Regions from separate parts of the Homo sapiens genome. Here region 1 is linked to region 2. The links are chromatin contacts, found by Hi-C or POLR2A ChIA-PET in ENCODE. All regions are on one chromosome and are shown on one strand. Each heading gives the region's core, a stretch centred on a gene start or an enhancer-like site at or near the end of the contact. The rest is flanking DNA. Distances are from core to core; before and after follow the strand shown. Region 1 has its middle 53 kb from the start of ATOSA. Region 2 holds the start of MYO5A (myosin VA).

What was found. Hi-C counts contacts between places; a loop is a spot of excess contacts on that map. ChIA-PET counts read pairs that join two places held with the same protein, here RNA polymerase II (POLR2A). Pooled maps may share reads with other maps.
Region 1: a map of gastrocnemius medialis shows a loop between it and region 2 (4-fold over the local background). The contact joins the enhancer-like site here to the promoter of MYO5A in region 2. A Hi-C loop is called at or near these places in 26 of 168 maps with a recorded cell type or tissue (A673, CD4-positive, alpha-beta memory T cell, CD8-positive, alpha-beta T cell and 20 more), 31 of 37 single-sample maps with no recorded cell type and 35 of 50 pooled maps. POLR2A ChIA-PET finds 5 or more read pairs at or near these places in 6 of 52 experiments (HepG2, OCI-LY7, Panc1 and 3 more).

The regions. Positions count from the first base shown.
Region 1 is chr15:52,728,775-52,735,031 of GRCh38, reverse strand. No RefSeq gene overlaps it. Among named protein-coding and RNA genes, the nearest start is that of ATOSA, 53 kb to the right of the region's middle. Within about 2 kb of position 4,696, at least 5 of the 41 ENCODE cell types and tissues checked have a DNase peak (open chromatin) inside an H3K27ac peak, as active enhancers do; they include CD8-positive, alpha-beta T cell, OCI-LY7, endothelial cell of umbilical vein and 2 more, where a contact is called at or near this core.
Region 2 is chr15:52,523,395-52,530,129 of GRCh38, reverse strand. MYO5A (myosin VA) reads left to right here and starts at 1,250. Exons shown (of 42, transcript NM_001382347.1): 1 at 1,250-1,350. The coding sequence starts at 1,324. RefSeq lists a silencer at 721-1,600.

The DNA.
Region 1 (6,257 bases), core at 3,447-5,946, 200 kb before region 2:
ACCATGCCCAGCCTCCAAATTTATAATTTTTTGTTGCGGGCCTGGGAGGAGCTCCACTCAATTCTCTTCTGTCTTCTCTCACAAACCCAAAATCTGCTCACCATGTGCAGTTGCCCGAGCCTATACCTGACCACAGTTATCTCAGTTATCTGTTAGTTGCTGAGCCCCGGGGAGGTCAAGAAACTTGTTTTTGTTGTTTTTTTCTGTTTGTTTGTTTGTTTGGTCACCCAGGCTGGAGTGCAGTGGTGTGATCATAGCTCACTGCAACCTTGACCTTCTGGACTCAAGCTATCCTCTCGAGTTAGCTGGGACTACAGGTGTGCACCACCACGCCCAACTGATTTTAAAGTTTTTTGTAGAAATGGTCTCACTAAGTTGCCCAGGCTAGTCTCCAACTCCCAGGCTCAAGGGATCTCCCACCTTGGCCTCCTAAAGTGCTGGATTACAAGCATAAGCCACCGTGCCTGCCAAGAGACTTATTTAAAATACCAAGATTAACAAGTACCAGAGCTAGGACTTAAAGCCAAGACGTTGAGTAAGTCTATTCCCCCTTCCACAGTGCAGAAACCCATTCCAAACTCATGTCTTTTATCTGTGAAGGACAGGCTCAAAGGTGACAAGGATCTGAGTTGCATTTCAGCAGCAGATACCAAGGATTCCCTGATAAAGCTGAGTTTGCCAATTAGGCTGAACCCTCCCAGCCATGACTAAGACATATGAAATATTAATATGTATTTCAATAATGTTTCATATTCTGATTTTCCTAGGCGGGGAACTTCTGGTCCTCATTTCTCTACCCCACCTAACTAACCTTTTCTTTTCCCCAGTGGAAGGATAATTGTTGTGAAATGTAAAACCCAAAGTTTCTGACCAGAGCTTCCTGAAGCTTTTCCCAGAGTGACCTCAATCACTAGGCCTCAAACCAAACAAACAAACAAAGAAATCTATTTAAAGATATCCTTTCTACCACTCCTAATCCATAGCCTACTGCTAATGGACAGATGGGCATGGTGGTGCCTGCTCAGAGAGCTCCCCAGTGCTATCAAAATACTCAGTCAACGCTCACTGCCCAGCAGGCTGCACCTCCTCCCAGCCCACTCAGCAGAGCAGCCACTTGGAAGGATGTGTAGGACATGGCCTTCTGAATCAGCCAGAATCCAGCAGGGCTCCCTGGGACCTAGGCTTGAGGGATATTAGGACAGACAGGAATGAGCTTAAAGAGGCAGTTCCAATGGGAGCTGTTCCTGACTCTCAGGTCCAGGCCCAGGTTGGGGGCCACTAAGGGCAGCTGTCTCTATAGGAACCTCAAGGTCTAGTCCAAATCTTCCAGCCCAGGAAGCTGGAGCGCACCGATAATAGTTGGTTCTTCTCACTGGTTCCTCCTGAGAAAGGACTTCTTAGAAAAGAGAGACTCAGGCATGATTGAGGTTTCTATGCTTGGAGGGCCCTGAAGCCTCAAGTGACTTCCCTCTGCCTTCCCACCCAACAGGGAGTCTTTATTGTTCACTTTCATTCATAATATACTGAGACCCAGAGGGCAGGTTGTAGTCCTGGGACATGCTTTTTTTTTTTTTTTTTTTCCTGCTTTGGAACTTCTTGCTACATCTGCAGCTGAATGTGATAGGATCTGGGTAAGAGGGCTTGAATACTGTGATGCAAGAACCCTGGCTTTACATAACACATGTCCTGCTCTGCTGATGGTGCAAAACTTAATACAAGAACTCAACACCCACAAAGAGGTAACTCAAGAATCACAGCCATGTATGGCTGCAAACATTTTGATTTGCTGTAATTTCCTCTCCACACACCCCATCCCAGTTGTCAGTAATGACACTTGCTTCTGAGCAACCAGCACAAAAATGAAAATGTAGCATAGCCATGTTTATCCTGGTCTGGTAACCTTCAAGAACTCAAAGTTCAAGGAGAGGAAAAACACTGTTTTTTTAACTTCAGGGTACATCTTTTGCAAATAAAACTTTTTTTAGAGTCAAAATAACATTTTTACATGTAGCCAAATGGTATGGTTATATTCCTTTCTGCGTAAGGATTTTCTGGGGAAAAAATTAAATAAAATAATTATATTCTTTAATATATAATTCCTAATTAAAACTCAAATTTCCCAAATTGTCCTAAAAATGTCCTTTATACTTGGTTTCTCTAAACTAAGATCCAATACAAGACGATACATTGCACCTGTTTTTTAATGTCCCTATAGTCTCTCAATCTCTAACAGTCTCTTTCTGTCATGCTACTGACTGTTGACATGGCATCAGCTGACCTGCCAAATGCCAGGCCTCCTGGATGTGTCTAATGGCTTCTTAGTGATGTTATACAGCTTTTTCTCTATTCTTTGAATTTTTTGTAACCTGGAAGTTAGATCTAAAATTTGAGATTCAGGTAAACGTTTCTAAACTGACAGAATGCTAAGTGTATCTTATAAATGGAGAAAGTGTCACACGGAAAAGCTGAGTGACATAAATGATCATTATACAAGTTATATAAAGTATCAAACATGTATGAAACTGGTACTTCTCAGTTAGACCACATTTATCTTAATCTCATGAAACACAAAACCTACTTATTTATTCATTATATGAATGGAGTCTACTTAACTCTAACCTTAGAATCAAGTAAGTCACAAACATGAAATGTTTTGTATAGAAATCAGAATGTTACAGGCTTCTACAGGAAACTCCCTTGTGTTCTCTTGGGAAATGGATTTGTCTGTTTTTATTTTTGACTTACAACGCTATCCTGATCTCACTCCTCATTCTGGGCAAGGCCCAACCCCTTCTACTTTCACAACTGCTCTGCCTGGTCTCTACCTGCACCCTAAACCCATAAGGGACAAAAGCAAGAGTAGCAGCAACAAATTCAGGTAGAAGAAGCCTGGATATGTGAAGGTCTACCTTGCTCTCAAAGTTTATAAGCACTTCTCTTGGCAAAACTTAACTTACTCCTAAAATATTTTGCCAGGTTTTATTGAATAAATACTGTTTTATGAGCTTATCTCTTACTAAAGCAAGCCACCTTAAGGTGGCCTTGGCATTTTTTGTTTGTTTGTTGAAGGAAATATTGAGCCTCTCAATCATCCTTAAGCCAGGCCAGCTTCTACCCTCTGTTGTGGTGACCATGGAACACAGGGCAGCTGCTGGGAAGGATGAAATCCCTCTCCAAGTGCTAAGTTACCCTTGGAGCAAAAGCAAGGAGGCAAAAAGAGGGAGGGCTATAAAGGGGTATATATTATACATATGCCTGAATATGTACAGAATATTTCGGGAAGCCCAGATAAGGCTGCTAAGTGTGATTGCTGGGGGATGGGGGTTGGCGAGATGGGGAATAACTGGGGTACTGAGGATACTGGGGAAGAAGAAGACCAATTTTAATGTATACTCTTTTTTTTTTTTTTTCTTTAGAGACAGGGTCTCACTCCACGGTACAGGCTGGAGTACAGTGGTGGAGTCATAGCTCACTTCAGCCTCCTGAGTCGCTGGGACCATAGGCACATGCCACCATGCTGAGCTAATTTTTTTTTTTTTGTAGAGTCAGGGGCCTTGTTTTTTGCCCTGGTCTTGAACTCCTAGCTTCAAGTGATCCTCCTGCCTCAGCCTCCCCAACTGCTGGGATTACAGGCATGAGTCACTGTGCCCAGCTATATACCCTTTTGTACTATTTGAATTTTGTTTTACCGTGTGCACATATGACTTTTTCAATAAGCACAGGTTGTTTTGTTTAATGCATTGATGTATAATGTTACCATTCTTGGGAGGATTACATTTGAACATGACTTCAGCTAAAGGAATCTGTCACTGATAGAATTTCAGGTGGCTGGCCAAGTAGGGTGGCTCACATCTGTAATCCCAGGACTTTGGAAGGACTAGGCGGGAAGATCACTTGAAAGCAGGAGTTCGAGACCACCCTGGGCAATATAGCAAGAGTCTGTCTTTTTTTTTTTTTTTTAAAGGAAAAAAGGAAAAGAATTTCAGGTGGCTGACTCTCTAGCTATTAAGGTAGAGGAGGTAGTTTTTGCTAGAAGAAAGCCCTTCCCAACTCTTCTGAAGTTATGATGACAGCTCAAGACGGAGCCGACCATGTTTCTGGGAGAAATTCTATGGTGGGCTATACTTGTATTTAGGCAGGTCTCCAGCAAGAGAATGTCCTAGTCAAGAAAGTGCGGCTATGGCCTTCACTGTCCCTCGACAAGGTGAAACCTGCTCTCTCCCCCAGCCAGAGGAGAGAGAGGTATTTTTAACCTTGGTGTTGGCTAACGCAGGGTTTCAGGTATTCTCCGGGGTGTACTATGAGACAAGAAAGCCACGATATAACACTTAGACTCATTTGCCCTATCTCAATGTGCTGGTTTTATGCACCTTGGAGAATTGGACCATAAAAGCTGTAATAAGTGAAAACTATTTATTATGCTTCTCCAGTAACCCTTTGGCTATTGTCTTTCTTTTGCTTCTGAAGCAGAAGTGCAGTGCAGCAGTGGGTCGCTAACCTTACCCTCACATCCTTTGGCAAGGGGATAGAAAAATTACCTCCATAGCATTTGCCTTAAGTAGACCAGGAAGAGAAACCAGATTTGGGTCTATTACAAAAGAACTAGAATTACAGGAAGGTTATTTAGGTTCTCTTCAGAAGGTGGCATGCGTTAGTCATTAGATCTAATGGCACGTGCGTGAGACAAACCAAGTCAACAGGAAATGGATCATGCCATCTGTGAGAAGAGGACAAAAGTTGAAGCATGTGTGCTATGCAGAGTCTTTGCAGATTTGGGGAGGGTGGATTTTTCTCTCACCAAAAGAAGGAGTGGAGAGATGTTGATTTCCAGAATTGATTAACAGAAGAGGATGCAGACACTTCACTTAAATAAATATATCCCCACAAGCTACCAGCTGAGCAACTGCTGGGCTAGAAAGTAACTTGAGTTTAGACCCATTTGGAGATAACTGTCCCTTCCATAAAGAGAAAAGAAGGCTAAATTTAAGCAGGTGGTGAGTTTGGTTAAAAAAGAAAGGCAACAGCTTCGGAAACCACCAGCATTCTGATTACAAGGCTATGTGATCCTTTCAGAAACTGGAGCCTATTCAAGAATCTAAATCAAATTCAGTTTAGGTTTTTGGGGTTCAAACTGGTCTAAGAACAATCCTGACCTCCTAGCAGTCTCTCAGTCAATGAAGAATGGGCTTCTCTTGTATCATGGATATAGAATACACCTAGTTGCAAGGCAGGGACAGGGTAATATACAGTTTATAGCTGTCCAGACTCCAAATGCTTGTTGGAACCCCTCAAGAAGCCCTTTGGGGCTGGAAGGGAGGAGGGCTACTTCCAGATTTCTGAGTCACCTCAAAAAAGGTAGCCTTGGAAGCCAACTCCTCTCTGCTGCGGTCTCTGCATTTTACATCTCCATTCTCCTCTTTCTACCCCTTCAGCTTCCTAACTATTCATCGTCCCTCTTCTTCCTGACTGGGATTCATGTATTAGCTTTTTAAAAATGAAACCCCAAGAATCACTTGAACCCGGGAGGCAGAGGTTGCAGTGAGCTGAGATCACGCCACTGCACTCCAGCCTGGCAACAGAGTGAGACTCCACCTCAAAAAAAAAAAAAAGAGAGAAGAGAGAGAGAAAAGAAAGAAATCCTAATATAATAAAATTATTATGACCATGTGGCTATATGACCATTAAATATTTGTTTTGCACTTCATTCCTTTTTATTTCTTCAGCAAAATGAAATGACCCAATTAATTGCAGAACCCTGAAATCTCACTAATTTTTAAAATCAGAATTCATTTACAGACTCTGATCCCTTATTGTAAGTGACTTTATGTAGTTACGGTCTAAAACCTATTACCAAACAGACTTAACTAAACAATCTTGGTTCTTCTGGCCTGCTTTTTAATTGGAAGAGGAATCTGGAAACCATTACAAAATAGACTGCAAATGAGTCACAACAGGTGACTGTATTTTCCTTTCCGGTTTGAGGCAGTGCAAGATAAATTTAGTTTCTATTATTTTTTTTGTTTCTCAGGAAGATCAGAACTTGCTAAATAAATTAGGATTACTGATCTGATCCCTTCAATTTTCATTTCCTTTCAGGGGTGTTTCTGATCAATAATGAAAGGTCTTTTCATTACTCCAGGGCTCCCTGGAATCAGGCCTGAGATGTGATCTTTTTGTTGTTAAAACATGTTTGGACCACTTAATATCCACAGTCAACTCTATGGTTCATGCAGTCTTTTTAATGTAATACTGACAGC
Region 2 (6,735 bases), core at 1-2,500:
AGGCAGGGATTAAACAAACAAAAACAGCAACAACAACAACGACAACAATAAAGAATGAAGATTATTCAACCAGAAACGACAATGAGGGTGGGGAGAAGATAGAGGATGAAGACAGCGCAGGGTTGGGAGTAGAAAGACCACATTCTTGTGCTGGATGTTCAAGGATCACCGTGAGGAGAGTGAGGGCGGCTTTGCCCTTTTGATGTTGAGTTAAACTGTAATACAGATTTTCCATGTAAGTACTCCGTCATTTTCAGGTGGCAACCGGATAAACTTCAGGTGCCACCATGGAGCCGACAATCACCAGCAGCGAACAGGACGGGAAGAAGGCTGGGACAGAAGGGTAGTTGCATCTCCGCAAACGCACAGGTCTAGGAAAGAGGCACCTGGGCTGTCCCCGGGCTATCTCGTTTCAAAGTCACTTAAGTTTCTGTAGCTTAGAAGCGGCCCTTGCCCTCTGGTATCGGGAGACGACTTTGCTGCAGACATCGAGGTGCTCGGAATGACCTTGGTGATCAACCTTAACCTGAAATTCCCGGTCCTGCATTGCCCATCTCCCGGGTCACTGCTGCTGACAAGGCTCTTCTACAGTCCTGGGTTATTCTACAGTCTTTCAAGAGGGCTTCCCCTAAATCCTCTCCCTAGGAATGCTTGGAAGGACGGGAGGAGCAGCCTGGAGGCTCCCATCGTTTATTCGGACACAGTAACAGCCCGTGCCATGGCTGCGCTACCGCGGGAGCTAGGCTCCGCAGCAGAGGGCCCCGGGCTCGCTTCGGGGTGGGGGCGCCCGGGGTGTGCCGCGCCCTCGGGGCTCACGTCCCGGGCGGGTTTCCGGGCCTCGGCAGGGCGCGAGGCGGCGGCGGGGCCGGCTGGCAGGCTGATGATGATGATGCTCTGTGCTCGTAGCCGATGGGAGGCAGCGTGAGCCCGAGAGAGCCCAGAGCAGCCGCGGTGGCAGCGCTGGAGCGCAGCCTCCTCCCGCTCCCATAATGCACAGGGCGGCGGCGGTGGCGGCGGCGGCAGCGGAGGCAGCATCGCGGGCCGCCGAAGTGGCTGCGGCGGCGGCGGCGACCCCTAGGACCCCGGGCAGGTGGAGCGCTCGCGGCTGCTCGCGGCGAGCCCGGGAGTGATGGCGAGGCCCCTGCGGGCGGCCAGCGCCTGAGGCGCCCCGCCCCGCCCCGCCCCGCGCGGCCCTCCCCGCCCGGCCCTGCCCTGCCCTGCTCCCTGCCGGCGGCTGCGGGCGCTTCCTAGTCCGCTCGGGCGGCCGCCCAGGCGAGGTGCGGCCTCCGCACAGGCGGGGGGCGTAGGCGCGCGGGGCCCGCCATGGCTGCGTCGGAGCTCTACACAAAGGTAAGGCACCCCGCGGCCGGCGTCGAGGACTGGGGCTGTGCGGCCCTCGCCGCCAGCTGTCAGGCTGGGGAGGGGGCGGGAGCGCCGGGCCCAGGCGAGCCCCACCAGCGCCATCCCCTTCAGCGCCTCAGAACCCTCGGCCCTACCAGCCGGTCGCCCGCTGCGGCACCTTCCTCTTTCGGGCGAGATGGTGAAGGCGGCGGAAGGTGGCCCGCCTCGGGGGTCTCCCAGGCCCCTGCCGCGCTGCTCGAGCTGGGGGCAGAGCGGGCTTCGGAGTGGAAAGGGGGCCCATGTGGATTTAGCAGGGCGGGCGTGCCTCCCCTCCTGCTTGGCTTTGGAAAATTCCCGGCGGGTGGGAGATGCTTGCTCCAGTAGATCGGATGGGTTCTCTCGTGGGGACACGCGCTTAAAATAACGTCTTGTGTTGGTATGCAGTGCCGCTTCTACCGCCAGCTAGCCTTTCTGTGAGGTTATTTTGAATCCTGCAAACGGTGGCCGTATCACCTTTAGCTCCCCAGTTTAGCTGCGCTGGGGGTGGCGAGCCCCGGGGAAAGATGCTGCCGGATGAACGCGAGCTGATTCACCGGCTGGGAGGGTCGGTACTCATTTATCGCTGGGAGTTTGCAACCTGCGTGTAATCCCGCAGAGCCTTGTTAGGCTCCATGTCTTTACCATCCTCTGGGGCAAGCCTTTCCCTTCTGGGTTTGGTTTAAGGGAAGTGGCAGTCTTTTCTTAGACTGACATCAATATACTCAGGGTCTGGCGATCTCTGAATGACATATTATGGAGAACTGTCACTTGAGTGCTGCGCAGATTTGTGATGACCTTTGTGAATATATGTAATCATGGCATTTTATACTGTACACTCATGTGTAGGTAGATATTTTGCCAGATATTGATTACTTCTACATGCAGTTAATAGAGTTGCCTTTTCACATTAGCTTTTGCAACAGAACTTTCATTTAGGGTCCTGTAATCACTGGAATCATTGTTTCCAAATGTCACTGAAGTCCAGGGCCCAAGTTGCAGTGTGTTTTGTAGAGGAAAGAAGACTGGGCATCAAGAGACCTGGATTCAAGCCGGGACTTACTAACTGTGACCTTGGACAAGTCACTTAACATCTCTGGTTCGATTTCCTAATGAGTAAATGCAGTTAATTATACTTGCCTTGCATCCCTTACAAGCTGTTGTGAGAATCAAACTTAATAATCGTTGTGAAAGCTTTTTGTAACCTATGAATTTCTCTGCAAATATGAGATATATGATTAATTTCTTCAACCATGAAATGAGCTTGCATGAAACATTGTCTGAGACCTCTTTCTTTCTAGTTTTAGATTTAACGACTGTACAGTTGGAACTTCTCTCTCAACCTGGTAATTTCTTTAGGCATTGTAGATCTCTAACATATGAACGAATGCAATTGGAAACTGATTAAAAGTAACTTAAACACTTAATATGGTGCTTGCTATGTGCCAGGTACTGTTTTAAGCGTTTTAAAAATATGAACTCATAATCCTCATAAGGAACTTATGAGGTCGATATTAAGAAATATCAAAATCATTTTCACATGAAGAGATAATCAGTCTGTAAACATTCCTTGGTTACTTTGTGTAGCCCATCCCCTCCACTTCTACATCAAGTTTGTCCAACCCGCAGCCCATGGGCCGCATGTGGGCCCAGGACGGCTTTGAATGTGCCCCAACACAAATTCATAAACTTTCTTAAAACATGGGTTGTTGTGTTTTTTTTGCAATTTTTTTTTTAGCTCATCATTTATCATTAGTGTATTTTATGTGTGGCCAAAGAAAATTCTTCTTCCAGTGTGGCCCAGGGAAGCCAAAAGATTGGACACCCTCCGTTCTATATGGTGAGCAGTCATCTTTGAGTCACCTAATAGTAGGCTGCTTAACTAGAGACTGAGTGGATAATAAATTGTTGTTGGATTTCGAATGCTTTTTTCCCCCAGGATAATTTGGGAGAAAAAATTGAAAAGATGTTGTGATTTGTAAATGGTAAAGTTTTGGGCTTCTGTCACAGCTTTATCACAATCTATTTTAAAATTTACCTTTTAACAGCCTGAGGAACATAATGAGACCTGGTCTCTACAAAAAAATTAAAAAGTTAGGCTGGGCACGGTAGCTCACGCCTGTAATCCCAACACGTTGCCGAGGTGGGTGAATCACCTGAGGTCAGGAGTTCGAGACCATCTTGACCAACATGGCAAAACCCCGTCTCTACTAAAAATAGAAAATTAGCTGGGCGTGGTGGCGCATGCCTGTAATCCCAGCTACTCAGGAGGCTGAGGCAGGAGAATCACTTGAACCTGGAAGGCGGAGGTTGCAGTGAACCAAGATCGCGAGCCTGGGCAACAAGAGCGAAACTCTGTCTCAAAAAATAAATAAATAAATAAATAAAAATTAGCTGGGCGAGTTAGTCACGCCTGCGGTCCCAGCTACTCGAGAGCTGAGGCAGGATGATCAGCTGAGGCAGGAAGATTGCTTGAGCCTGGGAGGTTGAGGCTGCAGTGAGCCATGACTGTGCCACTGCACTCCATCCTGGGCAAAACAGCAAGACCGTGTGTTGAAAAAAAATTTTTTTTAACCTCTTTGTCATTATAAAGACAGACTGGCTTAGAGATCAAGACTGAAGTTGGGGCTTACACTGCCTTCTTCTAAATATACTTATGCCTAATTAATAGTCTGGTTACTTGGTTATTTGTTGGCAAATTCTTTTTGTGAATGGGCCTTAGCTTAATGGCAAGCAGAAATACTTATCAGGCATCCTGTGTGCCAGGTACTTTGCTTAATGTTTAGAGGATTTAACAATGAACAAGATACAGTCCTTTCCCTCAACACGCTCATAGTCTGCTTCTTACATTCTTGACCCACTTTGAATCTATAGGGGCATAAATAACCTGCTGTTACCTCAACAGCAGGCAGACAGCTGGTATGATATTTATTAGTAGAAGTTAGGGAATGGGTTGGGACATGGGGAAGGTTGGGCTGATTCCAGAGATAAAAACTACTATTGTAATTACTAGAGGAATAGGAAAATCATTAGAAGTATTATCAGTGGATAAGCACAAGGATCTTCCCCTTGCAGAGGATTATAGGAAGGAAGTTCTAGGATAGATTACAAGGAAAGATGTATTAGTGATATGCCATAATTATGGTATTTAACATTGTGGTTAAATCTGAAAAGTGCTCTTTAAAAAAATGTCATTCAGATCTTAAGGGCAGATTTTAATGTGTGATACAGATCAGTTCCTATTACAGTGAAGGACAAGAGACTGTTCAATTTCTTCTTTTTAGCCAGAATGGTAATGGTTTTGTCACAGCAATTTAACAAGGCTTCCATTTTGTAAGTTTTTCCAGCAGTATAAACATTTTAAGGACAATAGCTAGGTTCTTGGGATACTTGTCTGGAAACGAATATTTTGGTTAAAACATGTTTTGTTGATTTTTAAAAATAACAGCTTTATTGAGATATGTGTCTTATACCATATAATTCACCATTTAAAGTGTACTATTCAATGGTTTTTGGTTTATTCACAGAGTAGTATGTTGATGTGTTTGTGGTCAACCTGCCTTGCTCCCAAAAGAATTAAAGGAAACTATGATATCTCATTGCTTCTGATTTTGAAAATATTTGCTAGTCTTGACTTGCCAGTGGATATCTATATCATACATCATCCATAGGTGCTTTTGGTAACTAGAAGCAATTCTACATTTGTGGAGTAGGGTTTATCAATTAGACCTAGAAGGATTATCGGGAACATTATAATGAATGGCATGCTATTCCTCCTGTCATCATGTTCCCAGACACCATGGATAGCACCATGGTATCCATGCTATAGGATGGTCAAGATTACTTGAAGCTGGGTTTTTTTTTTTTTAATTTTTTATTTTTTTTGAGACAGGGTCTCACTGTGTCACCCAGGCTGGAGTGCAGTGAAATGAACATGGCTCACTGTAGCCTTTAACTCCTGGGCTCAAGCTGTCCTCCCACCTCAGCCTCGTGAGTAGCTGGGACCACAGCTATGCACCCAGCTAATTTTTAAATTTCTTCTAGAGATAGTCTCAGTATGTTGCCCAGGCTGGTCTTAAACTCCTGGACTCAAGTGATCCTCCTGCTTCCACCTCCCATAGTGTGGGATTACAGGCATGAGCCACCACACCCAGCCTATTTTATTTATTTATTTATTTATTTATTTATTTATTTATTTAGGTTCAGGGTCTCACTCTGTTGTCCAGGCTGAGGTGTAGTGGTGTGAACATGGCTCATTGCAGTATCGACCTCCCAGGTGCAAGCCATCCTCCCACCTCACCTTCCTGGGTAGCTGAATCTACAGGCATGTGCTACCAAACCCAGCTAATTTTTGTACTTTTTACAGAGACAGGATCTTGCTGTGTTGCCCAGGCTGATCTCTAACTCCTCAGGTCAAATGATTCTCCTGCCTCGGCCACTCAAAGTGTTGAGATTACAGACATGAGCCACCATGCCTGGCTTATTTTTAATTTTAAAAAAGTTTTAATTTTTTTGTTTACTTTTGTGTTTTGTTTTGTTTTTACCTGAAGCTGTTTGATTAGGAGGTTCCCATGTGTGCTGAGATGCTGAGTATTGTAACAGTGCAAAGACAATCTAAAATTCCACATTTGCAAAGCATGTTAACTTGCCTAGATGAAACAGCTCTTAAGGTCAGTAGATTGTATATGTGTAACTTTCCATTCCCAACATATCCTCTCATATATACAGGAGCCACATGGCCTAGATTTTTTCTGGGATAGATCCACTTTTATATTCTATGGCACTGTCTCTTCAAACTACTGATCTTGGAAATTCTAATATTTTCATGTCGAGACTGTATTTCTCAGACTGCTTCCAACATCTTAAAGAGGAACAGAAATCTCATCTCTGATCATGTGCCCTGACTTGGAGTTTGGCAAGGATGTTAGCTGTCCTCAAGTCTCCTGTCATGCCCTTTCCATTTGAATTTCCTCCTGGTGTTCCTAGGCCTGTTAACGACTTGCTGTTCTCCTAGTTCCGCAGCTTGGAAACCTCCGTATCTTTTTTCTTGTCTTTCACATTCGACTTCTTCTATATCAATTCTAATTTCAGTTGACATCCAGCTGATAGCTCAGATTTGGAACTCCCACTAGTACTCTTTTTCTCTGTCTTAATGTCCCAAACATGTTTCTGTCTTATTACGGTTACTGTATTTGTGTATATGTTTACCACTCCCACGATACTCTAAGCCCCCTGACATGCTGTTTTGTTTACCTCCTGTAGAGCCTAGCCCAGTGTTACACAGAATAGCTGCTCATTGAATATTTGTTGAATGAATACTTAAGCAGGGGAGGGATGGAATGAAAATAATGGTTTGGC